Linked DNA regions of Homo sapiens: region 1 is linked to region 2. The links are chromatin contacts, found by Hi-C or POLR2A ChIA-PET in ENCODE. All regions are on one chromosome and are shown on one strand. Each heading gives the region's core, a stretch centred on a gene start or an enhancer-like site at or near the end of the contact. The rest is flanking DNA. Distances are from core to core; before and after follow the strand shown.

Evidence for each region. A loop is a pair of places that touch in the nucleus more often than their neighbours do. ChIA-PET counts read pairs that join two places held with the same protein, here RNA polymerase II (POLR2A). Pooled maps may share reads with other maps.
Region 1: a loop to region 2 is called in a pooled map, with 7 times the contacts of the local background. The contact joins two enhancer-like sites. A Hi-C loop is called at or near these places in 7 of 50 pooled maps. POLR2A ChIA-PET finds 5 or more read pairs at or near these places in 3 of 52 experiments (PC-9, activated CD4-positive, alpha-beta memory T cell and activated T-cell).

Annotation. Positions count from the first base shown.
Region 1 is chr3:11,622,971-11,629,102 of GRCh38, reverse strand. All of the region lies in intron 1 of VGLL4 (vestigial like family member 4), which reads left to right. Among named protein-coding and RNA genes, the nearest start is that of VGLL4, 18 kb to the left of the region's middle. RefSeq lists an enhancer at 4,598-4,647. Within about 2 kb of position 4,207, at least 4 of the 41 ENCODE cell types and tissues checked have a DNase peak (open chromatin) inside an H3K27ac peak, as active enhancers do.
Region 2 is chr3:11,766,939-11,772,849 of GRCh38, reverse strand. It overlaps a transcript of TAMM41 not described here. Among named protein-coding and RNA genes, the nearest start is that of TAMM41, 77 kb to the left of the region's middle. Within about 2 kb of position 1,854, at least 15 of the 41 ENCODE cell types and tissues checked have a DNase peak (open chromatin) inside an H3K27ac peak, as active enhancers do.

The sequences.
Region 1 (6,132 bases), core at 2,958-5,457, 150 kb after region 2:
AAATTGGCTTTGGTTTTGAAATTCTACAAAAAATCATTAATGTCTACTTATTTTTCCTATAGCTATGGCATCATTTATGCAAACACCTCTCTGTAGTTGGTCATTAAGGATATTTCCTATATTTGAAAGGTCTTAATAGATTATGGAAGTGCCTATTTTACTGCATGCTAATCAGCATGCTTTCCCCAAAATCTTTGGCAATTGTTTGGTCCAAAGTAGTATCTCATATTTAAATTTAAAGTTATTAGCAGTGAGATTGATTTTTTTGTTTTTGTTTTTGTTTGAGACAGAGTCTCGCTCTGTCACTCAGGCTGGAGTGAAGTGGTGCGATCTCTGCTCACTGCAAGCTCTGCCTCCCGTGTTCACACCATTCTTCTGCCTCAGCCTCCAGAATAGCTGGGATTACAGGCGCCCGCCACCACGCCCGGCTAAATGTTTGTATTTTTAGTAGAGACGGGGTTTCACCGTGTTAGCTAGGATGGTCTCAATCTCCTGACCTCGTGATCCGCCCGCCTTGGCCTCCCAAAGTGCTGGGATTACAGGCGTGAGCCACCGCGCCCGGCCGAGATTGATTAATTTTTAAATGCTTATTAATTTTTCATATTTGGGAAAACATTTAAACTTTTTTTGATAAATTTTATTTTTTAGTCAACACATTGTATCTATTTTTAGGGTACAATTCGATGTTTCTTTTCTTTTTTTTTTTTGTTTTTTGAGACGGAGTTTCACTCTTGTTGCCCAGGCTGGCTTGCAATGGCACGATCTCGGTTTACCGCAACCTCTGCCTCCCGGGTTCAAGCCATTCTCCTGCTTCAGCCTCCCAAGTAGCTGGAATCACAGGCATGCACCACCATGCTTGGCTAATTTTGTATTTTTAGTAGAGATGGGGTTTCTCCATGTTGGTCAGGCTGGTCTCGAATTCCCGAACTCAGGTGATCTGCCCACCTTGGCCTCCCAAAGTGCTGGGATTATAGGCATGAGCCACCATGCTGGGCCAATTTGATGTTTTAATACATATTTATGTTGTATAATGATCCAGTCAGTGTAGTTCTTGTATTCATTACCTTATCATTTATTTGTTGTGAGGGCCTTCAGAAGCCTCTCATGTAGCTATTTTAGAATATGCAATCTTTTACTGTTAACCATAGTAATCCTCCTATGCACTAGAGCAGCAGAATTTATTCCTCCTATCTAAAGTAACTTTTGTACTTTAACCTTTTAAAATGTCAGTGCCTAGCAAGATGCTTTGTCCTCTTTCAATGTGTGATATGTTTATATCATCCTCTTTTGAATTTCTGTTGAGTTTATAGTCTGTAATATACATTTGGCAGTTATATCACTTTGTATTTTATTGTCTTTAATGTAAATGTGACTGATGAAAAGCAAACAAATGTAACAACCTACACATCTAAATAAGTAATAGTTACCTTGGAAAATTACACATTTAACGTAATACTGCGATGATCTTATTCTCAGAACATTGATTTTTTTTTTTTTTTTTTTTTTTGAGATGAAGTTTCACTCTTGTCACTCAGGCTGGAGTGCAATGGCACGATCTTGGCTCACTGGAACCTCTGCCTCCTGGGTTCAAGCGATTCACTTCCCTCAGCCTCCTGGGTAGCTGGGATTACAGGCGCCTGCCACCACGCCCGGCTAACCCACGCCCAGCTAATTTTTCTTTTTTTTTAGTAGAGACGGGGTTTCACCATGTTGGCCAGGCTGGTCTCGAACTCCTGACCTTAGATGATCCAACTGCCTCGGCCTCCCAAAGTGCTGGGATTACAGATGTGAGCCACTGCGCCTGGACACATTGATGGTTTTCTCACCAGTGGCCAGTAATTTAAAAACCGACAGAGAGAGAGAGAGAGAGAGTGTGTGTGTGTGTGTGTGTGTGTGTGTGTATAAAACAAACACAGTGCTTACTCCTTGCCATACTTATACATAAGTATGCCTATAAAGTGAAGAGCTAGTTTTTTCTCTGTCATTCTGAAGCCAGTTCCACAAGTGGAGTTTGCAAGTGTCTTTTAATCAGTGGCAATTTTATTTGGAATAGGGTCAAGTCATTCTAGTATGACTACATTTAAGTGATAACACTCGTTTGCATGTTTGCCAAAAAATAATCCAGTTTCACTGCCCCCCACCCCCACCCCCAGCCACCCTATCTAAAATATGAATTCCTTGAGGGCAAGACATCTACCATCTCTTGTGCATCCCTTCCACCATTAGCACTTCTCTGTATTGTGCACATGATTTGAGATCCTAGAGCTCTTTAGAGGGCTGAGACACTTTTGGTTATCATGCTAGGAAGACTGGCTTTGCCTTCCTAGTGCTTGTCTTCCTTTGTTGAGCTTTGCAAACCCATTTATATCACATGGAGTAACGGGCTGTTTGGGAAGTTTCAGCCAACTGTTCTTTACTTCATTTTATGGATGATGTGATACCCATTTTGTCTGTAAGTGGCTTTCTGTAGAATGAATGCCCCATTCTCATTGAAGAGGTGGGATAACCATAGCTCTTAGCCACCACAATGTGTTTAGAGCACTGTTCAGGGAATAGTCATGGTACCTTCAAATATTACTGCCTTTCAAGGTAATGAAATCTCCAGCTCTGCCAGATCTTTTGTGTCATGAGAAAAAACCAAAACAACTTAGTTCCTGCCCATCCAGGGCTTATCTTTGAAGTAATAAGAGGAGAATGAAAGACTTGAAGAAAAGAGTGGCACTTGGATACATTTCCACCCACACAGGTACTTGTTTTGTTTTGACTTTGTGTGGTCTGTTTGTGTGCTTGCAGTGTATTTTTTTGGAAAGGTTGTGTCTTTGAGTTCAAAAGAATTTCCTTTCCGTATTTGATTCAGCTTCCGTATTTGGTTACCACTGCAGTTGTGACAGTTGCTTGACTAATTTTTGCAATGCCCAGGGCTCATTGAGATTCTTGGAAAGGTGAAAAGCCACCATATTTACTCTCTCCAGTGCTGGCTCTCTTTCTGCTATAGCTTTTAAAAGATGATAGTTTCTTTAAGTTAAGATTTTTAACAGCTTTGCTGAGATATAATTCGTACACCATGCCATTCATTCGTTTAAATTATACAATTTAATGGTATTTAATATATTCACAGAGTTGTACAGTTATCACTGGGATCAAAGTTTAGAACATTTTCATCACTCCCGGAAGAAACCTTGACCCGTTTCACTCTCCATTCCCCCGTCCTGCTGGTCCCTGGCAGCCACAGATCTACTTTCTGTCTATATAGATCTGCTTATTCTGGGCATTTCATATAAATGGAATAATACAATATTTGGTCTTTTGTTACTTCATTCCTTTTTATTGCTGAGTAGTAGTTCCTTGTATGGCTGTACCACATTTTATTTACAAAAAAAAAAAATGTTTTTAAAGAAGCAATACTAGCTCCTGGATAAAGGTTGGGTTGAGCAGTTACACAGACTACAATGCTGCCTTCACTAATCTTTAGCTGTGAAAAAGGAAGAGAAAAACATGCCATTTTGTTTGCTGATTTGCACTTGAACCCCAGCAAAATGTCATGGTCCTAACCCTCTGGTGTAACCTGTCTGGAGCAATAGCATGGTTTATTTTTAGAATCTGAGTGACATTTTCTGTTTGGTAATCTGTCTAATTTCAGATGGAGCTATAGATATGGATATAGATAAAATTTGGCATTTTCAAACTTGTACTTTCAAAGACCTTAGAACCAAATGTCATTCAGCTGAAACCATAATGTATTATAAACTACGTCTTCTAGAGTTTTGTTGTCATAGAGGCAAATGAGATGCCAAATGCTAGCAATCCTATTTAGGAGGCCTACTATTAGGATTTAAAAGAAGTGGACTGCCAGAGATGAATTATGTGACACAGATGCTAACATCTAGTTATTATGAGTGATCCATTCTGTCATGAGGTAGCACTTGAAAAACAACCTGGGACAAAAGAACAGGCCTCTGGCACTACTGAATTTTTGGAGAGAGAAACCTTTAGAAGTTAGCATGTGGTTCTTTCTGGACATGTTCATTGCCTTAGTTCTTCTTTTGCAAATATTTTGTAAATATTCATGAAGTGAAATGAGATGTTTGAGAAGGCAGATCTGCAGATCCCCTAAAGAGCATTGTCAGTTATGCTGGGCTGTTCCTACCCTATCCCTCTGTTTACCTGCGGCGGCCTCTCAGAGCGTGATCGTGGTGGCTTTGTGGTGGTTTTAAATGTAATCGTGAGAAGCTAGCTGAGAGAATGCTAGCAGTGTTCCTTCGGATCAAGTTGAGACTAGCTGGTACAGTTAAGCCTAAGTTTCTTTTTGTTTCTTTCCTTGCCCCTCTCATTTTTCTAGACTTTGAGAAATTTACAGTTTGGTAGTTAAGGACTATGTTTGCAAGCCTAATTCAAAGCTTTTGGGGAATGAGTTGTTTTGTTGTGCAAAAGACAAATAGGAAGTATATGACTGTATGCCTTATAGGAATAGAAGGCAGCAGATAGTATAGCTATTTTCCATATGGGGAAACTGAGGCATGGGAGGGTTACTTAATGAAGTCCCTGATCTCTCAAGAGGCAAACATTAAAAAAAAAATTAGAGAAAGACGTCATTATTTGAAAATAGAGGTGAGCCCTCCTAAAGCTGGTCTTGAGCTGTTTCACGTGTTAGTGCTGGCAGGAGGTAACCAGGACGGCCTAAATCTTGCTTTCTGAAACTCGTTCATCAGGCATTTCCTGAGTGGATGTGAGTACTGAGATACATCATCAGTTCTCCCATGTGCCACGTCACTGCTGACACGTCCTTAGAAATGTCTGATGTGGTGTTGGCTGATCTTGGTATTGATCAGTTGTGAAAGTGGAAGAGGCATGAGAAGAGACACCTCTTGGGGCACGCTAAAATGACATATCGTGGGGGTCCCTGGACAACTTTTTATTAGGACTGGAGCCAGACCTAGGAATATGTGTTTTAAATAAGTCTTTTAGGTGATTCTGACGTAGGTCATCCAGGAACTCACTTTGGAAAGCATTGTACTAGACATGAAATAGGAGTGGCTGGATGAAAAACAATAAGGAAAATTTGCCCCGGTGCTGTGGCTCATGCCTGTAATCCCAGCACTTTGGGAGACAGAGGTGGGAGGATCACTTGAGCCCAGGAGTTCGAGACCAGCCTGGGCAACATGGTAAAACCCCATCTCTACAAAAAATACAAAAAATTAACCAAGCGTGGTGGAGGGCACTTGTAGTCCCAGCTGCTCGGGAGGTTGAGGTGGGAGGATCACTTGAGCCTGGGAGGTTGAGGCTGCAATGAATTATGATGGCACCACTGCACTCCAACCTAGGTGACAGAGATCCTGACTCAAAAAAAAAAAAAGAAAATTTTCACAGATTGGTGAAATTAAACTGAGAACCACTTTTGCTTTACATATGAGCTCAGCAGAGCCTTTAAATCACGATCAGGTTTAATTTACTATCTAATTTTCAGAAATACATTTGTCACCTGCAGACAGTTAGACCTAGACAGTTGTAGAAATTTTCAGCATTCCCAACTTACAGAAAACCCTGACAGAAAGAATACACAGCTGACCCTTGAACAATACCATCTGAACTTCGAGGGTCCACTTCGACTCAGGATTTTTTTTCAACCAATTGCAGACAGAAAATATTGCAGGATGTGAAACCCATGTGTGTAGAGGCCCAGCTTCTCCTATAAGCGGGCTCTGCAGAGTGGACTTTGAGACTTGGGTATGTGTGGATTTTGCCATTGGTGGGATTCCTGGAACCAATCCCCTGAGTATATATACCAAAGGATGACTAATTTCTCTTTAGTATACAACACCTAATTTTCACTCTGCTGAAAATAAAATCCTTTGCTGCTTCTGTTCCATGGGCTCTTCCTTCTGTTCCTTCCAGCCAGTCGACAGAGCCTTGATGTGATCCCAGTGGATGACCTGTTAACTTAGTGAGGGGCTTTGATTCTGTGTGGGTTCCTGTGGATGCTAGGATTTGGATATGTATGAGGTGACATCACTTTCTCCTCTGTCACCAGCATTGGAATCCATAACTAAAAGGTGGATGGTGAGTAGCCATCCACCTTTGGCAAGAAAGGTTGCTACCTCAGCTATTTAAGATATTTGCTCAAATACCAAGTAT
Region 2 (5,911 bases), core at 605-3,104:
TGGCAGGATGATTCTCAAGATTAGCATCAATGTATGTAGAGCCCCTGGCACAGTGCCTCACCCTGAATAGGAGGCTTAATAAAGGAGGACAACTCTATGAAAAACATTATGGGGATTTCTCAAAGAACTAAAAATAGAACTACCATTAGACTCCAATCCCTTTACTGGGTATCTACCCAAAGGGAAAAGATGCATGCACTCATGTGTTTATGACAGCACTGTTCACAATCGCACAGATATACTGTCCATCAACCAAGGATCAGATAAAGAAAATGTGATACATACACACACCATGGATATACTCAGCCATTAAAAAAAAGAATGAAATCACGTCTTTTGCAGCAACATGGAACTGGAGGCCATTATCCTAAGTGAAATAACTCCGAAACAGCTAGATACCGCTTGTTGTCACTTGTGACAGCTAAACAATAGGTACATATGAACACACAGAGTAGAAAAACAGACACTGGGCTGGGCACGGTGGCTCACGCCTGCCATCCCAGCACTTTGGGAGGCCAAGGAGGGCGGATCACGAGGTCAGGAGATGAAGACCATCCTGGCTAACACGGTGAAAGCCCGTCTCTACTAAAACTACAAAAAAAAAAAAAAAAATTAGCCAGCTGTGGTGGCAGGCGCCTGTAGTCCCAGCTAGTCCGGAGGCTGAGGCAGGAGAATGGCATGAACCTGGGAGGTGGAGTTTACAGTGAGCTGAGATTGCACAACTGCACTCCAGCCTAGGCAACAGAGAGCGATTCTGTCTCAAAAAAAAAGAAAAAAAGAAAAAGAAAAACAGACACTGGAGACTATAAAAAGTGGGAGGGGGTGAGGGTTGGAAAATCACCTGTTGGGTAAAGTGTTCACTATTTGGGTGATGATGGGTACACCACTACACAATATACACATGTAAGAAAAATGAACCTGTACCCCTTAAATATATAAACTTTTTAAAATTAAAAATAAATAAACAGGCCGGGCGTGGTGGCTCACGCCTGTAATCCCAACACTTTGGGAGGCCGAGGTGGGTCGATCACCTGAGGTCAGGAGTTTGATACCAGCCTGGCAAACATGGTGAAACCCCATCTCTACTAAAAATACAAAAATTAGCCGGGCGTGGTGGCGGGCGCCTGTAATCCCAGCTACTTGGGAGGCTGAGACAGGAGAATCGCTTGAACCTGGGAGGCGGAGGTTGCAGTGAGCAGAGATCACACCACTGCACTCCAGCCTGGGCAACAAAGAGCTAAACTCTGTCTCAAAAATAAATAATCCATCTCAAAAACAAACAAACAAATCTGGCCACTGTACTCCAGCCTGGGCGACAAAAAGCAAAACTCCGACTCAAATAAATAAATAATCCGTCTCAAAAACAAACAAACAAATGAGGCAACAGAGACTCTGAAAAGAGCCCAAAGTCATCCATCAGGTTTGCCATGAGCCAGACGTAGAATCCCAACCTCCAGCAGCCTCCCCACCATGCGTGCTGTTCTCTTCTGCAAACCCAGGGCCTTTCTAAAACGCCCAGCCCGTCCCTGGAGGCCACAGGTTATTGCCTGTGTTCTCTTCTCTTTTGATAGCCAGCCAAGAAGAGGGAACGCAGGGTGACTCACCAGGTGAGCCAGTCCCCCATCCCTAGTGTCTCTTCCTGTTCAAGGAGGCACCTTTTGTGTTTCTTGTTATTTTTATTCCTCCCACTGTGGCTGTGCTCTGCTCAGATAATTCATAAAGGGCGTGCCTGTTGCTGCCTGAGGCCGCAGCTTGAGATGCTGACATCCAGACCACCTAGAGCAGGGAGGGACCTGGGTCCTAAGCCTAGAGAGAACTGCAGGGGAGAAGGGTGGACCAGCTGCCCGCCTCAGGGCTGCGGAGAGCAGGTCTGGGCAGAGAGGAGGGAACTGGGAGTGAAGGGGGTACATGTACCCACTTGTCTGCGAGCCTGGCCTGGCCCTCCAGCCCTCTGGGGAGAGACACCTGGGACTAGGGGGAGACAGGAGCTACACAAAAGAGGACCCTAGAAATGATGCATAGTTTTCACTATCTTGAAGACTCTGTTATTTAACACATGCCTCCCCTGCCCCCATGCTTGAAGGATGTTGGTAGGCTGTCGCTCGTACTTCTGTTCCTGCTCTAAGCGTGCTCTGTTCACGCCCAACACACCTTCCTGGTATGTGGCTCAGCCGGTCTCAGCTGCCAGCCAATCGTTCCTGACCTTCCTATTATGTCACCAGCAGCCAATCAGAGCTTCAGATCAGCACGCGCTCAGCAGTGTTACTACCCTGAGTTGACAGAATCGTAGCCGAGAGCAAAGAAACCACAGCTTTCATCAGCAAGCAGAGCATTTTAAATGGCTTTTTGAAAGCCAAAAATGCTTGCAAGTCGACCTCATTACTACTTTGGGAGAAATCCCAGTTGAGAGCCAGTGATCGAAACTGCCCCCTTTATTTTGCCCAGCAAGGGGAAGGGGCTTGGACAGAGAGGTGCAGGAGTTGTTAGAGAGGCTGGACCAGACACCCCCGGTCAGCTGCCCTCCAGGGTAGTGGTAGGGTGCATGTTTTTATGGGGCCACTTATGTACTCCTGAACTTTCTCTGTGTCTCCACCCCACACTGACTGATGAGCAGTCCACACATGGATGCCAATTTTGCAGAAGAGACGGAGACAGAGTCTGTGCAGCCCCACAGAGGCCAGAAGAGGCACCTGCTTCTCGCTCTCCAGCTCTTAGAGTGCGGGACCAATCACACATCTCCCCTGTGGATTCTATGAGATTGAACCAATTCTTCTTTACCTCAATTAACTGGAATCAAGTTTTCTTACATCGCAGACCAAATGAGGCTTTTCCAAGACTTTCTACCTTGTTTTCTAGGCTTCTCCTTGCCTGGGCCTGTGAGTTCCTTGGCAGGCTTGTCACAGATAGAAGCTCCACACCTCCCAGGTGGCTGCAGTGGCTGTGAGTGATGCTCTTTGCATAACTAGGTGTTCTGCCTGCTTTGTAGGAAATGCGAGCTGGGCCGTGAGGCGTGTAGTCACACTTTCCAGCACAGCCGAGGTAGAGGACCTGACTCCTCTTGAGGCTGAAAGATACCCTCTGCCTTGGTTGCACTTCCCTCACCCCATTCTGATTTTCTCCATTCATGAGAGAATTTCCACATAGTCAGTGGTCTCCTTGCCTTCATTCCCACCTTAGTCTAATATAGGAGTTGGTAAATGATGGTCCTCAGGACAGATCCATACCTCCTGGCTTTGTAAATACATGTGCATTAGAACACAGCCGGGTTCTTTCTTAAATGAAATACTTAAATGTATTGTCTTATGGCTGCTTTCACACTACAGCAGCAGAGTTGAGAAGTTGTAACAAAGACTGTGTGGTCCACAAGGCCACAAATATTTACCCTTTGGCCTGCTGACCCCTTAATCCATCCAACTGGCTGCCTGTGAGTGATCTCTTAAACCTCAGATCGAACCACACCACTCTTCTGCTTACAAAAAAAAAAAAAAAAAAAATCTCTTGGGAGGCCAAGGCAGATGGATTATTTGAGGTTAGGAGTTCAAGACAAGTCTGGCCAACATGGTGAAACCCCATCTTTACTAAAAATACAAAAATTAGCTGTGCGTGGTGGCACACACCTGTAATCCCAGCTACTCAGGAGGCTGACGCAGGAGAATCGCTTGAACCCGTCAGGTTAGAGGTTGCAGTGAGCCAAGATCACACCACAGCACTCCAGCCTGGGCGCAGAGTGAGACTGTTTGTAGATGGATGCTCCTTAGTGAGGCTCTTCATGACGTGGTCCACTCCCTTCCACTCCTCCCCTCCACCCTCTGTCTCTGCTCACCCTCGGCTCTCACATCCTCAGCCATGCCCTTGACCAGGCCGTGCCTGATGGCTAGAATGTCCTTCTCCTTTCACCATCTGTCAAATGTCTGAATATCTCTTAAGACCAAATTCAAATGTCACCTCCTCCTGCACCCCTTCTAGGTGCCTAGCAGAATTACCTGCTCCCTCCACTGTGCTCCTAAGCTCTGTGGGTAGATAACCATCTGCGACCGCAATGACATATTTATGTGTTTCTCTCTCCCACTAGATAGTGAGCTACTGGAAATCAGGAACCTTGTCTCATTGCCTTTTCTGCCCTGCCAGGAATGGAGCTGAACCATTTGGATAAGTCAGAAGCAGACTGTTACAAAAGTGCCAGGAGGACTATAACATCTTGTCTATGCCATTTCTGATAATCAACTAACTGGTTTCTCCTTCTTCTCTAAATTTCCTGGTGTCTGGAATAGCATAGGTACTTGGAAAATGAATGAGTGAGTATGTAATTGCATAAAACATATGTTTTTCTTCTATTCTAACATAAAATTGTGGGAAATACCTTGTCACATTCACTTTGTCATCAAGTACATTCACGACTTTAAAAAGGATTTGGCTGGGTGCAGTGGCTCACGCCTGTAATCCAAACACTTTGGGAGGCTAAGGCAGGAGGATTACTTGAACCCAGGAGTTTGAGACCAGCCTGGGCAATATAGGGAGACCCCATCTCTACAAATAATTTTTAAAATTAGCCTAGTATGCTGGCACATGCATGTAGTCCCAGCTACTCAGGAGACAGAGGTGAGAGGATTGCTTGAGCCCTGGAGGCAGAGGTTGCAGTGACCTGAGGTCACGCCACTACACTCCAGCCAGGCTACAGAATGAAACCCCATCTCAAAAAAAAAACAAAAAAGTTTTCCACCTACATCCAAAGAAGATATGCAAATGGCCAATAAGCACATAAAAAGATGTTCAATATCATTAGCCATCAGGGCAGTGCAAATAAAAGCCACAGTAAGATGCCACTTCACACCTATTCACCCCCACAGGTGTGAAGTGGTGTCTTACTGTGGCTTTGATTTGCACCCATTTTGATCTATAATCAAAATCTATAATCAAAAGGACAGATGGCCAGGCGCGGTGGCTCACGTCTGTAATCCCAGCACTTTGGGAGGCCGAGGCGGGCGGATCACGAGGTCAGGAGTTCGAGGCCAGCCTGAGCAACATGGTGAAACCCCATCTCTACTAAAATTCAAAAATTAGCCAGGTGTGGTGGCACATGCCTGTAATCCCAGGCACTGAGGTGGCTGAGGCAGGAGAATTGCTTGAACCCGGGAGGCGGAGGTTGCAGTGAGCTTAGATTGCACCACTGCACTCCAGCCTGGGCAAAAGAGCAAGACTCTGTCTCAAAAAAAAAAAAAAAAATGCACAACGTGTTGACAAGGATGGGGAGTAAGTGGAACCCTCGTACATTGCTGGTGGGAATGTAACATAGTAAAGCTACTACAGAAAACAGTTTGATAGTTCCGTGTAGTCATCATATGACCCAAGAATTCTGCCTCTAGGTATATATCCAAGAGAAATGAAAACATGCATCCACACAAAAACTCATGCAGCAATATCCATAGCAACATCACAACATCATTCATAATAGCAAGATAGTAGAAACAAGATAAGTACCCTGGCTGGACCTGGTGACTCACGCCTGTAATCCCAGCACTTTGGGAGGCTGAGGCGGGCAGATCACTTGAAGTCAGGAGTTCGAGACCAGCCTGGCCAATATGGTGAAACCCCGTCTCTACTAAAAACACAAAATTTAGCCAGGCATGGTGGCACGCGCCTGTAGTGCCAGCTACTCGGGAGGCTGAGGCACGAGAATTGCTTGAACCCAGAGGGCGGAGGTTGCAGTGAGCTGAGATCATGCCACTGCACTCCAGCCTGGGTGACATAGTGAGACTCTGTCCCAAAGAAAAAAAGATACTCTACATCAAATAAGAGCTAAAATCAGTGAATCTATCAATATCCTGGTTGGGAAATTGTATTAATATTACAGCATTGCAAAATGTTACCAGTGGGGGGAACTGGGTAAAGGTTACATGGGATCACTCTCTAT